2 separate regions of the Homo sapiens genome follow, and region 2 is linked to region 1. A link is a contact called in ENCODE Hi-C or POLR2A ChIA-PET data. All regions are on one chromosome and are shown on one strand. The core of a region is the stretch at or near the end of the contact, and the rest is flanking DNA. Distances in the headings are between cores, read along the strand shown.

Region 1 (3,377 bases), core at 463-2,962:
AGCTAGGACTACAGGCATGTGCCACCATGCTCAGCTAATTTTTTAATTTTAATTTTTGTAGAGATGGGGTCTCACTGTGTTGCCCAGGCTGGTCTCAAACTCCTGGTCTCAAGGCATCTGCTCACCTCGGCCTCCAAAAGTTCTGGGATTACAGAGGTGGGCAGATAGCTTGAGCTCAGGAATTTGACACCAGCCTGAGCAACATGGTGAAACCCCGTCTCTACTGAAAATACAAAAACTAGCTGGGCATGGCGGTGCATGCCTGTAGTCCCAGCTACTCGGGAAGCTGAGGTGAGAGGATCACCTGAGCACGGGAGGATGAGGCTGCAGTAAGCCATGATCACACCAGTGCACTCCAGCTTGGGTGACAGAGTGAGACTCTGTCTTTTAAAAAAAACCCAAAAACCAAAAAACAAATGAAAAAACCGAAGCTAACTAAAATATGACATGATTTTGAGCTATGTATTGAATTTGGAAAAATATTCCATTAAATCATGGCAGATTTAATAACATAGAATATGTTCCCTTTTCTATGGGTTTAGTCATATTACTCGTTTCTGCAGTGCACCTATATACAAAACACAAAAGAATCATAGTTAACAGAATGAAGAGGTAAGGACAGTGGCAGAATTGAATAGAAATCAGGGAAGGAGAAGCGAGGTGGGAAGCCCTGTAGATGCCACATGTCCTCATCTTACAGAGTGGCTCTCAGGAGGGCTGAAAAGGGAGAGTGGTTACCCCTGGGGAGTGGGAGAGGAGCAGGCGCTGGGGGAGAGGAGGAAGGAGAGCTCTACTGCAGCCCCTGGCTTCTACAGGCTCCTGGCTTTGGTCTCTAGAGAAGCCAGATTCTCAACTACCACTGCCTGTTTGAGACCCACGGCCCCTGGTCCTAGTTTCTGCCTCATTCAGCTCTCTCTTGTTTCTGGTCCATGTAAATAATTGTCTTGTTTCTGAGCCATGCTATATCTTTTTTGGTTTTCTCTTTGTGTATTAGTTTGACATTGTTGAATGTGTGCAGCAGATGGCATGCATCTTATGGGGCCACCTTGACTGGAAAGCCATTATATTCCTTTTATAATTTAAAAAATGAGATCTTAAAATGCAGAAAGGGCATTCCTTTCTACTGGTAGGATCTCTTCTGCCACATACTGATATTGTTTAGTTATTATTTTCTGTACATCTGCAAAACCAGAGTGTATCTTTCAAATCAATATAGGATCTCTTTTCTGAACTCCAACACATGGTTATTCCATGAGGGAAACTGAGGCACAGAGAAGGAAATCATAGGAGTTCTGGTCGTTCACCCTCCCTCCACCTGTGAATGCCCCTCCCTCCCCGCAAACTCTCAAGCTTTGCTTTAGTGAAGAGCACATTCAAATACCACGGTGGTCAGAGATGCCAATGTATAATCCCCACGTGCTATATGTTTATACCATCTCCTGTATTTTGACAAGCATCCCCTTCAGCACATTTGTCCTTTCAGGTATCTTTAAGTCACTCCTGCTCCCGTTTCCTTCCGTTCAACCCCTAGTGGAGATGACCATACTCCTGGTCATCTTCCTCCTTCTTCTCCTGCTCCTACTCCCTCCTCCTCTGTGCAGAGACCTTTGTATAGCAAGGGATCATTATTTAGTCACCCTCTAGCCATCTCTTTCCCTGGCTGACTCATTCCTTAACAGTGCGTCCTAGGTCTTATTGTTTTGAGCTATTAGTCATCCTGGTGGCTTTTCTTTGAAATCTCCCCAAGTGCCTTCCCTTTCCTTTACGCTGTGGAGGTTGAATGGGACGCACACTCTGCCAAGCATTTCCAGGAGGGCTGAGGACATAATCTAGCTTATGATTCTATAAGACACAATAAGTAAACCATTGACAATTATACCCTAACAAATAAATAAACAAATAAGTCAATCTTGGGGCAGCCTTCCCTGTGTTTGAATATTTTCATTATGTTTCTTGCTCAGAGGCAGTTTGTTATCCACCCAGCTGGGGAATGGAATGCTCCTTTCCTCTCTAATATCCATTCTCTCCTTTGTTTGTGCTAGAACCCCCAGTTATTAGCTAGGCACACGCCCACCCAGAATAAAGACTATTTCCTAGCCTCCTGATTGCTAGACAAGACTATGAGACCAAATTTTGGCCAATGGGATGTTAATGGAAATGTTGGATGTAATAGCTGATAAATATTTTTATTTATTTCTTTATTTTGGAGACAGAATCTTGCTTTTACTGCTCAAGCTGGAGTGCAGTGGTGCCATCAAAGCTCACTGCAGCCTCAACCTCCTGGGATCAAGTGATCCTCCCGCCTCAGCCTCCTGAGTAGCTGGGACCACAGTTGTCAGCCATCATGCCCAACTAATTTTTAAAATTTTCGTAGACACAGAGTCTCCCTACATTGCCCATCCTGGTCTCAGTAACTCCCGGGCTCAATCAGTTCTCCTGCCTCAGCTTCCCAAAGTGCTGGAATTATAGGGGTGAGCCACAAAGGCCAGTCTGTGAAGTGTTTTTAAATGGTAAGGTGTAGGTTCATTTTTGCACCTTCCTCCTCCTCACTGCTTGGAAAAAGGAGATGAGATGGTAGGAGCCAAGCAGACTTCCAGGACCAGGAAGCCGACAGAGCAGGAGGGAGAAAGGAGCCTGAATCCAGGTGATTGTGCAATCTTGGGCTGCCTACTTTCCGGCTTATTTTATGTGTGAGAGAAACTAATTTCTGTATTTCTAAACTGCTGGGGTTTTTGTGTGTATGTGTCTGAGTGTGTGGGCATGGGGTGGGATGGTTATTTGTTTATTTCACGTAGCTAAACCTAATCCTAACTGATTCAATGGCCCTTAGAGAGTGTTTCTATTTTTTGCTTTGTTTTACTTGCACAGGCTATTATAGATTGAAAATGTCTAGCTGGTGGTAATTTACTTTCCTCTGTGTGTGACTAGCTCAGGTATACCAGATGCTTATTCTATACCCGGTACTTTTTATGTCTTGTCTCATTCAATCTTGACATAAACCTATGAAACTATTATTATTTCCATTTTAAATGAGCGTATACCAACACTCAGAGGTTAAGTAACATGTTCGAGGTCACAGAGATGGTAAATAGCAGACCCAGGATTTGCATCTGGGCGGCCTGGCTCCAGAGCCCCCTGTCTTGAGTGCCACACTGTGGAACTCTTTGAAAACTGACTCTATTCCCCAAGAACCTACCGAGAAGGTGTTAATAATAGAACCTCTCTTGAGTCCCTGCTATGTGCAGGTACTGCATTGTACAGAAAGCAGATTCTAGAAAGGCTGCCCAGTCCTGAGTGTAGGGAGAGTGACGTCGGTGAAGTGGCGAAGGGCTTGAATCGTGCTGCAGCCTTGCCTTGTCCCGGGCACCTTTCAGTGC
Region 2 (3,377 bases), core at 475-2,974, 42 kb before region 1:
TTTTTGTCACCTCTGATTTAGATAACTAGTAGTAGAAATAATTTTACTCAAAGAGGCAAGGGCCTGCACAGGAATGGGAACAGTCCAGGAGATTGGATGGGGGACATGGCTTGTAAGGGGGTACTCTGGAAGAGAGGGGTCCCTATACCAAAGCTAGTAAGAAAGAAGATATCTTTTTCCATGGTGGGAAAAAAGCAAGAGTTTTGGAGCCAACAGACTAGTTTCCAGCTCTGTTCTACAGCTTTCTGTAAGCCTATTTCTTTGCCTTTAAAATGGAGGCACAAATAATTGTTTAGAAGGGGTTTGGATTTATACTACCACATGAGACAATGAATGTAGAACATCGTTTCTATTTTGTCCGGTACCTGGCAGCTGGTGGATACAAAGTGTATCCTGCTGTCCTTGGCCATTTCTCTCCTCCTAGCCCAGCCAAACTCAGAAGTCTGGTCTGTGCAGTCCTGAGTGTCACAGACTTGCAAGGGATCTGTGAGTCAAAACTGTTTTCATAATAATGCTAAGGCATGATATACTTTTACTTTTTTACCCTTGAGTCAAAATTTTTTTTTTTCTTTTTCCTTTTTAGAGCCAGGGTCTCGCTATGCCGACCAGGCTGACCTCAAACTCTTGGGCTCATGTGACCCTCCCGTCTCAGCCTCTCTAGTAGCTGGAACTACAGGCAAGAGTCATAGAGCCCAGCATCCATATCTTGTTAATGTATTTTATGTGACAAAGCAGGAAGTATGCATACAGCGCTGTAACATTGTGCTTTCCGATCAGTATGATGGTTGGCTGGAGGAAAAGTACTTGGCTATTGTTTGACTTGACAGCTGAACTTAGCCACCACTTTATTCCATTGAACAGTTTTTACGTGATAGATTGACAAACTATGGTGCTTCAGACTTGGATATTTGGCAGACATTTTTGAAAAATGAACTAAACCAGATTGCCACTTCAGTGAAAACAACTGATGATGTTTGTTGCCAATGAAAATTTGAGCTTTTAAGTGAAAATTCGTATTTTGGAAAACTTGTATCCACAACTGTGAGCTTTAGGGCTCCCCAAAACTTAGATACTTTTCTGATGAGATCAGTGATGATATTAACAAATATGTTTTGTTTTACTTTGTATAAAAAATGTGTCAGTATTTGGATGATCTGCATAACTGAGTGAACCCTATTTTCCAAATGACTGATACGTAATGTTACAAAATAATAAATGAGAAAACATCCATTTGAAGAGTAAAATAGATCAATAGGTTTTAATGTAACACAGTAGGAAAACTTCATTGCTAGGGTTTCAGATTTCACACTAATCTTTTTAAAAAATATGACACTTAAGGCCTGGTGCGGTGGCTCACGCCTGTAATCCCAGCACTTTGGGAAGCCGAGGCGGGCGGATCACCTGAGGTCGGGAGTTTGAGACCAGCCTGACCAACATGGAGAAACCCCGGCTCTACTAAAAATACAAAATTAGCTGGGTGTGGTGGCACATGCCTGTAATCCCAGCTACTCGGGAGGCTGAGGCAGGAGAATTGCTTGAAGCTGGGAGGTGGAGGTTGCAGTGAGCTGAGATGATGCTGCTGCACTCCAGCCTGGGCAACAAGAGTGAAACTCCATCTCCAAAAAAAAAAAAAAAAAAAAACCTGACACTTGAGCACTGGAATAGGATCAAATAAGGATAGATGCAGTTTTCTGGAAAGGTTATTCAAATACCTTTGGTTATTAAAAAAAAGATTGTAAAAAGGTTATTCTCCTTTTTATAACATCTGTGTGAGGCTGCATTTTCTTCATATTCCTGTACTTCAGCCAAACGGCATATGGCAATAGATTTGATGCAAAAGCAGACACGAATATCTCGTTATCTTTGATTAAGCTAGACATTAAGTAAAGACATTGGAAAACACTAAACATTAAAAACAACGCCACACTTCTTAACGTATTTTTTCTGGGAAGTATTGTTATAAAATGTTATTTATGTTAACATGTAGGGTTTTAAAAATTATTTTTATGTAAGTTAATGAGTATACAAATTCTTCATTTTAACTTCTGATATATGGTAAATATTGATAGATAAAAATCACACAAGCAAAAGTTGTCACTGATCCTCAGTAATTTTTTGACAGGTAAAGATTTCCCAAGACCAAAAAGCTTAGGAGCACTGCCCCATTCCACTGTTCTGCTGCTGGTTTTGCTTTGACTCTCCCAGAGGAAAACCGGGGTTGTCACTGGAAGTTCCTGAAGTAATCTCCTTTTTTAGCAAACTTTTCATTATTACACTATTTGGGTGAGTCCCAGACCAAAATATGCACGTTCTCATGGTGATCTTGCTTCTGCTAAGTTTTCCAGGAACACAGGCTCATGGGATTATTTTCATTTTGCTTTGTTTCTGGGCAGGTCATGGTACAACTTTGCTGAATTGCCTTGAACTGAAGTATTGGATTTTTACTTTAATTTATCCTGTGATTATGCTGATTTTGCTTCACTGATATTCTGTCATGTCCTTAGATTTCTAATGAAACTGCTCAGAAATCAACCAGGTAAAATTTTATGGGAAAGTTAGGTGGGGAACTAGCACTTGGTTATGTTTGTATAAAAAGAAACCCACAAAATTTTTTCTCAAAACAGTGTTTCTGGTTGTCAAATGAAATAGGGGAGCAATTAGACTTCTGTCTGGTGAGTAGATTAAAATATTTCTGCTGACTGCTATTGTGTCCTTTCTGTACCTCTGAGGTATCATTCAGATACTTGGCTGTCCTCTGATGGAATAAGAAGAATCTGTGGTTGAAATATTTTGACTATAGTACTTGCTGACAAAAGGCAAAAACCCTTTTAACAATTAGAAAAATTACTCTGGCTAAAGTTTCATATATGCCAGGAATATTTGAAATAGACCTTATTTTTTTGAAAACTGACAATATAACCACTATAATGAACCACAATGCCATAAAAATATTTCTGCATAATAGTTAATATGAAATGCCTTTAAAAGTTTTAGTACTGGGATTTGTAGCGGAAGCATAAAATGCAATGTGAAGAACATTTCTCAGACATTAGTTTAATGCTATTAATTTGTACTTAGATTTCAAAATCTATAGATGCAATTTTACTACCAATTATTTTCTTCAAACTATTTTTAAAATACCTATGATGCTTAAATTTTCACTTCTGTAGTACAGTCCTCTCTCTATATCTGGGGGAATTGCTTCCAGAACTACTCAGATACCAAAATTCATGAATGCTCAAGTCCCTGATACAAAATGGCATAGTATTTGCATATAACCTACACACATCCTCCTAACAGTTTAAATAATCTCTACATTATTTATTAATATGATACCTAATACAATGTAATGTTATATAAATAATTGTACCATATTA

Evidence for each region. Hi-C counts contacts between places; a loop is a spot of excess contacts on that map. ChIA-PET counts read pairs that join two places held with the same protein, here RNA polymerase II (POLR2A). Pooled maps may share reads with other maps.
Region 2: a pooled map shows a loop between it and region 1 (2.3-fold over the local background). The contact joins the promoter of LINC00412 here to the enhancer-like site in region 1. A Hi-C loop is called at or near these places in 3 of 168 maps with a recorded cell type or tissue (heart left ventricle, right cardiac atrium and sigmoid colon), 2 of 37 single-sample maps with no recorded cell type and 2 of 50 pooled maps. POLR2A ChIA-PET finds 5 or more read pairs at or near these places in 7 of 52 experiments (CD4-positive, alpha-beta T cell, H1, PC-9 and 4 more).

What each region holds. Positions count from the first base shown.
Region 1 is chr13:27,193,711-27,197,087 of GRCh38, reverse strand. No RefSeq gene overlaps it. Among named protein-coding and RNA genes, the nearest start is that of USP12-DT, 23 kb to the right of the region's middle. RefSeq lists an enhancer at 1,076-2,275. Within about 2 kb of position 1,712, at least 3 of the 41 ENCODE cell types and tissues checked have a DNase peak (open chromatin) inside an H3K27ac peak, as active enhancers do; they include Panc1, where a contact is called at or near this core.
Region 2 is chr13:27,235,604-27,238,980 of GRCh38, reverse strand. LINC00412 (long intergenic non-protein coding RNA 412) reads left to right here and starts at 1,724. Exons shown (of 2, transcript NR_120429.1): 1 at 1,724-2,283; 2 at 2,394-2,699.